Regions from separate parts of the Homo sapiens genome. Here region 1 is linked to region 2. Evidence: chromatin loops called from intact Hi-C (ENCODE). Cell type or tissue: mammary epithelial cell. All regions are shown on one strand. Each heading gives the region's core, and the rest is flanking DNA. Links, peaks and the distances in the headings are about the cores only.

Region 1 (5,388 bases), core at 110-5,109, 89 kb after region 2:
TGTACTTCTTAGATTCATAACAAGTGTTAAAGTATACAGAAAACTCTGATAGCCAGTTAAAGTTTTTTAGAAGGTTTCAAATCAATAAAATGTAGAGGCTGGGCGTGGTGGCTTACATCTGTAAACTCGGCGCTTTGGAAGGTTGAAGGGGAGAATCACTTGTGCACAGGAGTTGGAGACCAGCCTGGGCAACATGGCAAAATCCTATCTTCACAAAAAAATTTTAAAAAATGAGCCAGGCATGGTGGCACATGCCTGTTGTGCCAGCTACTCAGAAGGCTGAGGCAAGAGGATCACTTTAAACCCAGGAGGTCAAGGTGGCAGTGAACCATGATCATGCCACTGCATTCCAACCTGGGCAACAGAGCAAGACCCTGTCTCAAAAAATAAAATAAAATAAAGAAACATAATTTAAAATGTTTAAAGGCATTTAAATAACCAGATTTTAAATGGGACTAAGTATCATTCAAAAAACCCATCAAAGTAGTTGTTAAAATGCACCAGACATGTAAAACACAATAAAATTTTTGGACTGAGTTAAAAGCCGGTAGAACTAGATGTTTTTAATTATAATTCTGTTAAATTGAATTTTTTTTTTTTAAGATGGAGTTTCGCTCTTGTTGCCCAGGCTGGGGTGCAATGGTGCAATCTTGGCTCACTGCAACCTCCACTCCCAGGTTCAAGTGATTCTCCTGTCTCAGCATCCCAGGTAGCTGTGATTACAGGCATGTGCCACCATACCAGCTAATTTTTGTATTTTTAGTAGAGATGGTGTTTTACCGTGTTGGCCAGGCTAGTCTCAAACTCCTGACCTCAGGTGATCCATTTGCCTCAGCCTCCCAAAGTGCTGAGATGACAGGCATGAGTCATCACGCCTGGCCTGAATATTAATTTCTATGACCAAAGAAAACCTCTGAGTAGCTTTTCCTATACACATAACTCACCTTCAGGGCACTAACTAAAAATTTCATTATTAACATCATTAAACAAAATCTCTTTGTCAATAGGGATGACTGAGGCTTGCAGCATTTCTCATTTAGTGTAACACCTCCTTTGGGGTCAACAACAACAAAAAGAGTCAACGAACTCCATTCCCAGGCCCCCACTGTGAGTCAGGATGTCAGAATCAGCGTTTTGGGACTAGGACTGGGTTGTAGAAGTCATTTAATCTAATCTGTGGATGAAGAGACAAACTGAGAGCCTAGAAGGTTAACTTGTCCAGCATCCCCTGCAAACAAATCAGTAGTGGAGCCAGAGTTAAATACAGGTCTCAGGACTCCCAGCTCAGTGTTCTTTTCAATATTAATGAATATTTCTTAAGTTATACTAACCAGGCACTTTTTCTAGACTCTGGGGTTATAACAGTAATAAAGACAAAATCTTTAACTTCTTAGAGGGTGGAAGTAGATGATAAACACATATATAGTTTTTGTGAGGTTGTTGTTGTATTTTTGTTGTTGTTGTTTTTTGAGATGGAGTCTTGCTCTGTCGCCCAGGCTGGAGTGCAGTGGTGCGATCTTGGCTCACTGCAAGCTCCACCTCCGGGGTTCACGCCATTCTCCTGCCTCAGCCACCCAAGTAGCTGGGACTACAGGCGCCCGCCACCACACCCGGCTGATTTTTTTTGTATTTTTAGTAGAGACAGGGTTTCACCGTGTTAGCCAGGATGATCTCAGTCTCCTAACCTTGTGATCCTCCTGCCTCGGCCTCCCAAAGTGCTGGGATTACAGGCACGAGCCACTGCTCCCGGCCTGATAAACACACATATAAAGGAGAAAGTGTGAGTTGGTGATAAATGCTTTAAAGAAAACAAGGTGTCACGACAGGGAGTGTGTGTCTCACAGGTGGGTGGGGGTTGGGATGTAAGACTTTTATTTAGGCTGACCAGGAGGAAAGTTATCGCTGCAGGACTGACCTTTGAACTGGAACTGAACGATGAGAGAAGGCTACCAGCGCTGGGTGTAAAGGAGAGGAAGAAAAAATCTTCCTTTTCTATCCTTCTAGGTTCTTGGCTAAGGCCCCTGTTACAATAGACAGATTAACAAGAGAGACGGCCGGACACAGTGGCTCACGCCTATAATCTCAGCACTTTGGGAGGCCGAGGCAGGTGGGTCACCTGAGGTCAGGAGTTCGAGACCAGCCTGGCCAATATGGTGAAACCCCGTCTCTACTAAAAAATACAAAAATTAACCGGGCGTGGTGGCAGGTGCCTGCAATTCCAGCTATTTAGGAGGCTGTGGCAGGAGAATCCCTTGAATCTGGGAGGTGGAGGTTGCAGTGAGCAATGACTGCGCCACTGCACCCCAGCCTGGGCGAAAAGATCAAAACTCCATCTAAAAAAAAAAAATAGAAACACACAGGAGTTTATTAACATGCAAATCATGCATGTGACACATGTGAGTACCCAGAGACAGACGAGTCCATAACCTTTCAGGACTCGACTTTTATAGCATTTTTAACAAAGAATAATAATAAATGTGTAGAGAAATGACGGAACAAAGAATAATAATAAATGTGTAGAGAAATGACAGAACAAAGGAAAGCAGTTTTAGGTTTCCAAGGGCAGGGAACTATGGGAAGGTAAACATATGGGGTAAACTAGTGGAGTAAGAGTTGTTGGCAGATTCCTCTGGTGCTGTCTCTGGGTTGGTAAGAGTCTGGAGTCAGACCTAGGAAAGGAGAATTTAGATCCTGCCTTTAGGCAGAAAGGGGGAGGGTTGAGAGAAATGTTCTTGTGTTTGCTACTTCTTAATTGCCTTCAGCTCAAACTAATTCCTATGTCAAAAAGGCATATTTTGGGGGGACATATTCTGATCTCCTTCACCAGCAAAAAGCCCTGGGAAGAACATCAGGTGGTACAAACTACGGCAAGTACAAAGAGGCTGGGACAGAGAAGGGCTTGAGAAGTGGGGAGGAGGAACATTAAACTTCAACATTAAAACTTGAAGGTAATGCAAAGTTGCTTGGATTTTATTCTAAATGCAGTCTGGGCCACTGGAGGATGGTGAGCAAGGAGTGACATAACCAGATTTACCTTTTTAACGGAGCACTCTAGATGCTACGAGGAGAACGTTCTCTAAGGACGTGAGAGTAGAAACAGGAAAACCAGCTGGGAAGCTGCTACAATCCCCCAGACAAGAATGATGGTGACTTAACCAGTGTGTTAGTATAGGCGATGGGCAGAAGTCATCAGATTCTGGATATATTTTGAAGGTAGAACCTATAGGATATGCATCAGCCCATTGTTCTTTTTTGTGACTCACAGATATTTCTTGCCTCCTTCAGATGGTAAATGTATTATGGTTAGTGACAAGGCAATGGTGATATGGTGCAAAATTTGGAATCCCCCTATTTTAAAATGTCAGAAAAAGACAGAAATGCAGATCCCCAGCCCTAGACATGGCCCACCTCAATTTCCCTTGTAGCGACTCCTTGGGTGGTGGTAGTGCTTGAGAACTGTATTTTATGTGCTAATGGCTCAGGAGACAAATAGATAAAGTAGAAAGGGCTTTAGAGACAGACCTAGATCCAGATTTGGGCACCACAACTTACCAGCTGTGTGATCTTGAGCAAACAACTTGACTTCTTTGAACCTTTGTTTTATTATCTACAAACTAGAAAGAATCATTTTAAATATATTAAAATATCATTTAAAATGATTTTAAAATATCTTGCACAGTGTCTGATTATGCATATATTAGGCATTCAAGAAGGGTAGCTTGTTCCCTTTCCTGATGAGACTGTACCAGAACTAGGTAAACTGCAGCCCTTTGAGCTTAAAAGTGAGTATATCACATAAAGGTGCATTTCCTGGAAGCTCAGAGGATCTCAATAATACTGTAAATATCTTCTGCTATGTTCACAAATATTTAGAGTGAATGGGCACTTATCACAGGCTCCTAAAACTGTGACTTTAAATTTGGTCTCTAGAGGCCTTGTGAAATTGCCTTCCTGAGTTTCACAGCCTCTAATGTTAAACATCGTCTTAATTAAAACTTTCATTCTGAGAGAAAGAATCTAAAATAGGGAAAAGCCAGAGTGGGTCCCCTGGCTGCTGAAACTATCCAGAGCATAAAATAAAAACCTCAAGGTCAAGGACTATTTAACCAAGCTTAGCAGAGATATTTTCAGACTCTTATGCAAATTAAAACCACAAGATTAAACATAATTCTGGGCATAGTATTCAGACAGGTCAATTCAGCCAATTCAGGCCTCTTTTCCCTGCTGAATACCTATAATTTGTCATATGTACTTAAATGTCCCTTTTAGGCAGCTTGAACTCTACAATTAATGGGAGAATCAATCATATGATAATTTGTTGGCTCTGTCTACAAATATCGCCACCTTTGGTTTTCAAGGTTTTTCAAGGTCAGAGTCCCATTTTTTAGTTTTATCTTTATTATCTTAAAGGTCAATTACCTCCACTTCTTACAAATACCAATAGCCCTGCCAAGTGAGTGATTTCTTTTTTTTCTTTTTCAGAGACAGGGCCTCCCTCTATTGCCCAATTGGCTGTCAAAGCTCACTGCAGCCTCAAACTCCTGGGCTCAAGAGATCCTCCCATCTCAGCCTCCCAAGTAGCTGGGATTACAGATGCATGCTACTGTGCCCAGCTAAGTATTATTACTATTCTTTCTGTGTAGGGGGGGTCTCACTTTATTGCCCAGGCTGGTCTCAAACTCCTGGCTTCAAGCAGTCCTCCTGCCTCGGCCTCCAAAAGTGCTCAGATTACAGGCATGAGCCACTGCACCCAGCAGAGTAATTTTCAATTGTATTTCCATTTGTCTTTCCTTTAGTCTCATATCCACAGCTCCATATCCACATAAGGAATTGACACCCCTTTGATCTTCTATGAATCTTCCAAAATGATTACTAACTAATCTCAAATACCACCCAAGCATATATGGTGTATTAGGACTGTGCGCTGACATTTCTTCTTCCCTTTCAACAGCATGGCACAATACTGGCACAAAGAAACCATCAGAGAGTAATGACAGTGTCACACAGTACATCACATGGATTCCACTATCTTATGGATTGCATGAAATTAGTTCATCTATATGGATTAATTCCTTTCAAGGTGGTTTTTAGTCAAGTTCCCCTCAAAAACATACTGTGCAGAGATTCTATTGTTCTGATCATTCTTAATATACCCTCTGCTGTTTTGCCAAAAGTAACAAATATTCACATGATGTTGACCATATGCTGGGCACTGTTTAAAGACCTTACATCTAGAAACTCATTTAATCCTCATAAAAATTCTATAAGGAAAGTACTGTTATTATCTCATTTTACAGATAGGGAATTGAAGAATAGAGATTAAGTAATTTTCAGAATGTCACCAGTTATGAAGTGAAACCCAGTTGGTCTGGGTCTATCAACAAAACT
Region 2 (5,388 bases), core at 130-5,129:
AGATGCTGGAGAGGATGTGGAGAAATAGGAATGCTTTTACACTGTTGGTGGGAGTGTAAATTAGTTCAACCATTGTGGAAGACAGTGTGGCAATTCCTCAAGGATCTAGAACCAGAAATACCATTTGATGCAGCAATCCCATTACTGGGTACATACCCAAAGGATTATAAACCGTTCTACTGTAAAGAAACATGCACATATATGTTTATTGCAGCATGGTTCACAATAGCAAAGACTTGGAACCAACCCAAATGCCCATCAATGATAGACTGCATAAAGAAAACATGGCACATATACACCATGGAATACTATGCAGCCATAAAAAAGGATGAGTTCATGTCCTTTGCAGGGACATGGATGAAGCTGGAAACCAACATTCTCAGCAGACTAACACAGGAACAGAAAACCAAACACCACATGTTCTCACTCATAAGTGGGAGTTGAACAATGAGAACACATGGACACAGGGAGAGGAACATCACACACTGGGGCCTGTCTGGGGGTTGGGGGCTAGGGGAGGGATAGCATCAGGATAAATACCTAATGTAGATGACGGGTGATGGGTTCAGCAAACCACCATGGCACGTGTATGCCTATCTAACAAACCTGCACGTTCTGCACATGTACCCCAGAACTTAAAATATAATAATAAAAAAAAAGTGTGGTCCCAGCTGCTCAGGAGGCTGAGGCAGGAGAATGGTGTGAACCCAGGAGGCAGAGCTTGCAGTGAGCTGAGATCACACCACTGCACTCCAGCCTGGGCGACAGAGCGAGACGCCATTTCAAAAAAAAAAAAGGAAAGAAAATTCTGTGTGTTCTAATAAAGTTGTAAATTATGTTTACATAGGAGGCAAAGTTTGCTGATCAATCCTATGGAAATTAGTCCAATTTAAGACACCACTGACATAACTCAACCTCTATAAAGTACTAAGTAAATTCTCTTAGAATTAGAAATATATCTAAAAGCATTCTTTCTTGTAAATATTATTTTGCAAGACAAATATGACTTTAACAGATTAATTATAAGAGGCAATGCCTAAATCTTTTTTTTTTCCAAAACATTTTTTCACACTTTTGCCAGGAATTCATTTTCTCCCTTTTCTATTTATCCGAGTACCACTTATCCAAGGCCCTATGCAAGCCTCTTTACCATGAAGCCTTCCCAGATTGTCTCAGCCTCTTTTAAGTTTACACCATAGTCCTGCCTGCACTACTCTATGCTACACAGTTCTTACCATAGGATTCCTAAGTATTCTTTATCCTTGTGTATATTTCTGTTTAACTATGTTGGCTTATCCCTGTTCTAGCACAGTGACTTGCATTAAAAGGCCATGGTAAATGCTAATTACTTGATTGAGAAAAGTTGGAAAATCCATAGATGGGAGAACTGGCCAGACCAGGGAGAATTTCTATCCCAGGTATTCTTTGCTATGTAACAAATTACCCAAAAGCTTAGTGGCTTCAAACAAGAATTTATTATGTTCAAGGATTTATTGGGAATTGGAAAGGAGACATTAGGGCTGGCTTCTCTCTGCCATGAGGTCTGGGGTCTCAGATGAGAAGACTAATCATCAATGGCTGGAGCTGGAATTATCTGAAGACTTACTCATATCTGGTGTTTGAGAGGAAAAGGCTCAAAGGTTAAGACTGCCAAGCGGAGCACCCATCTGTGGCTTCTCTGTGTGGGTTGGCTTCTTCATAACATGGCAGCCCCAGGGGAATCAGACAGGACTCCCAGAAGGAGTATTTCAGTGCAACAAATGAAAGCATTTTTGGACCTGGCCTCTGAAGTCGCATAGTGTCACTTCTACCATACTCTATTGGTTGAAGTAGTCACAAGCCTACCCAGTTTCAAAGGGGAGAAAACATAAACCCCACCTCCTCATGGAAGGAGTGGCAAGGTCACATTATCACATAGCATGTGGGATAGGAACTATTGTAGCAGCCATCTTTGGAAAGTACAACCTGCAATGTTTAAATTCTTTGGAAAATGCAATTTCTAACCCAAGTCTAGGCTTTAACAGACTACAGTTTTGGACATGTTCAGTCTGTGACCAAATGTTCTGGAACTACATGGAGTCCACAGCCAGAATATCTTGTTAATAACAATAGCAATAATAGACATCATTTGTTAACACACACTAGTGAATACTTACCAATGTCTTACAAGCATTTCCTAATTCCTCAAATTGATGCTATGATAAAGGGCTAATCATTATTCCATTTCACTAACGAGAAAATTGTGGCACAAAATTGTCAAGTGAGTTGGGCAAGATCAGTGGAAGCAAGATTTGATATCAGCCATGTCTGTCTGACTCTGGAGTCTAGCTTTTTAATCCTGAAGCTGTACTGACTCTATATATGACATTGTCAGAGGCATGTGAACCAGAGCAACTCCATCTGGAATAGGAGCTGTGTAAAATAAGGCTGAGGCCTACTGGGCTGCGTTCCCAGAAGGTTAAGGCATTCTAAGTCATAGGATGAGTTAGGAGGTCAGCACAAGATATAGGTCATAAAGACGTTGCTGATAAAACAGTTTGCAGTAAAGAAGCCAGCCAAAACCCACCAAAACCAAGATGGCCACGAGAGTGACCTCTGGTTGTCCTCACTGCTACACTCCCACCAGTGCCATGACAGCTTACAAATGCCATGGCAATGACAGGAAGTTACCCTATATGGTCTAAAAAGGGGAGGCATGAATAATCCACCCCTTGTTTATCATATCATCCAGAAATAACCATAAAAATGGGCACCCAGCAGCCCTCGGGGCTGTTCTGTCTATGGAGTAGCCATTCTTTTATTCCTCTACTTTCTTAATAAACTTGCTTTCACTTTACTCTATGGGCTCTCCCTGAATTCTTTCTTATGCAACATCCAAGAACCCTCTCTGGCGGTCTGAATCAGGACCCCTTTCCTGTTACAACATTGTTCATCTTAAAGGCTTCAGAGCCCTTCGTTCTTACAGCTCTTTGTAAATAACTAGGTCTATGTGGGGAATGTCACTTTTATCACTGATTCCTCCTGTAGCATGTTATATTGTTTCTGGTTATGTTTCAGCATGCACAAGCCCTTCTGGAAACTTTGAAAAATTATGTTTCATTCTGTTCCTCTAACCACAACTTGGTCATAAATGCTTCTGGAATTTGTTTTCATCAGCTCAGGGCATCATTTCTTCCTTTGCTCTTGCCTGCCACAGCAATGTCAAAGCGGCAAGCAAAAACACATCCACTGATAATTCTTTTTATCTTCTAACAGCAACTTTTGTTTCTATGTCTGAATCATCCTTTAGGGCTCATACCCTGTTCTGGAGTGAATGTATTACATCATGTATTTGGAAGGGGTTTTGTTGAGTGCCTGAGTGATGGTTTTCTCCAACTTATGGGGCAGAAGGTTCTTGTCGCTTACTGCCCGAATTTTTCCAATCTAATTAAACACAAATTAGTGAAACCTGAGATACCCTGAGGACTCATTAAAGAGAAACTGCCAAACCTCTGAAAAACAGAATTTCCACATAGATTTCCCTACAGCTATGTTTGTCAATTTGTAGAAAGCTAAGAATACTCCAAGTAGTGATTAACGGTCTGAATGAAATTGCACACACGCACAAAAGAGCCCATTTAATAAACCAACAATGGAAGGTACAACTGTGGATCAACTGCTCCACATTTCTCTCCTTGGAGGTTCAAATGCAGCAATGAAACTAAGCTGGTACTTGAATGAAGTGATTTTCCTCCCTGAAAAGGAATCATGTTTCATCCCTACTTTCTAAATTCTTTTTTGTTTTGCCAGACATCTATTCCTTGTATTACATAAGAATAGAAAGCCACAAATTGTCTAGGCACAGGTGGTCTAGCTTTGAAAGATGCTAATATCCACCATTCAACTAGAATCTCCCAGACTGTTTAATTGGAATTTTGTTTTGTTCTGTTTTGTTTATTTGTGTGTTTAGCATTAGCAGGGGGAACAGAAAACTGTCTCTCCTTTAGGCTGAGCACTTGGGAATAGACTTCCAAACATCAACTTAAAAGCCAAGAAAGAAAAAAAAATACTCGGGTAACATAACAGCTGCTGAGCTCTACAGAACACAATTACTAAAAACATCTTGTATAGCTGTGAAGGGACACTCAAAGAGCTTTTAGCTAGTATAGATTCCTGGGTAGATTTTAAACTTTCTAAGACAATGCATAGATATATCAATGGAGAACATGCACATCTGGAAAAAATCACAAAATAACTGGGATAGAAAAAGAAGGGAGACAAATTCCCTACAACAGCCACTGAACTACAGCAACCCATGAAACGCAAGGATGGATTAAATGGCAACAAATTCTTTAAGAAATTTAATAGGATTATGTACAGAATATAGTACTCATTTCATTTCCTAGAATGATAAAGGCTGTCATCACTGGTCATTAGAGAAATGCAAATCAAAACCATAATGAGATACCATCTCACACCAGTTAGAATGGTGATCATTAAAAAGTCAGGAAACAACAGATGCTGGAGAGGGTGTGGAAAAATAGGAATGCTTTTACACTGTTGGTAGGAGTGTAAATTAGTTCAACCATTGTGGAAGACAGTGTGGCAATTCCCCAAGGATCTAGAACCAGAAATACCATTTGACCCAGCAATCCCATTACTGGGCACATACCCAAAGGATTATAAATCATTGTACTGTAAAGACACATGCACATGTGTTTATTGCAGCACTGTTCACAATAGCAAAGACTTGGAACCAGCGCAAATGCCTATCAATGATAGACTGCATAAACAAAATGTGGAACATATATACCATGGAATACTATGCATCATAAAAAAGGATGAGTTCATGTCCTTTGCAGGGACATGGATGAAGCTGGAAACCATCATTCTCAGCAAACTAACACAAGAACAGAAAACCAAACACTGCATGTTCTCACTCATAAGCGGAAGTTGAACAATGAGAACACATGGACACAGGGAGGGGAACATCACACACCAGGGCCTGTCATGGGGTGGGGAGCTAGGGGAGGGATAGCATTAAGAGAAATACCTAATGTAGGTGACGGGTTGATGGGTGCATCAAACCACCATGGCATGTGTATGCCTATCTAACAAACCTGCACGTACTGCACATGTATCCCAAAACTTAAAGTATAATAATAATAATTTTAAAAGATAAAGTCTAAAAGGAATCTCAAAACAACATTCTGTGTAACCTTCTTATCTTATGTTTTATTTTGTTTGATAAGAAGACAATAGAGAAAAAGTAGATAATTATCAGTATGAATGGGACTAGCTACTGGCAACCTAGCTTCTGGGCCGTTACCCTTCCTATCACACTTCTTGGTACCTATGTTTTACAGAGTAGCTTACAGTATTGTTATATGAGTCATTTCATTATATCTT

The links. Hi-C counts contacts between places; a loop is a spot of excess contacts. Peaks named below come from ENCODE experiments on the same cell type or tissue, not always from the same donor. Only the 100,000 strongest peaks of a DNase experiment are listed, where the experiment ranks them.
Region 1: a loop joins it to region 2, with 2.1 times the contacts of the local background. A loop is called at or near these places in 1 of 110 quality-filtered maps.

What each region holds. Positions count from the first base shown.
Region 1 is chr12:75,770,349-75,775,736 of GRCh38, forward strand. The region is part of intron 1 of LOC105369844 (a long non-coding RNA gene); the gene reads right to left. LOC105369846 (a long non-coding RNA gene) reads right to left here. Exons shown (of 5, transcript XR_001749217.2): 5 at 2,344-3,614. Among named protein-coding and RNA genes, the nearest start is that of PHLDA1-AS1, 260 kb to the right of the region's middle. In mammary epithelial cell, for the core only: no CTCF peak of the experiment used is centred there; no DNase peak of the experiment used is centred there.
Region 2 is chr12:75,681,711-75,687,098 of GRCh38, forward strand. The region is part of intron 6 of LOC105369844 (a long non-coding RNA gene); the gene reads right to left. Among named protein-coding and RNA genes, the nearest start is that of KRR1, 170 kb to the left of the region's middle. In mammary epithelial cell, for the core only: no CTCF peak of the experiment used is centred there; a DNase peak (open chromatin) is centred at 3,171; H3K27ac peaks cover 2,422 bases.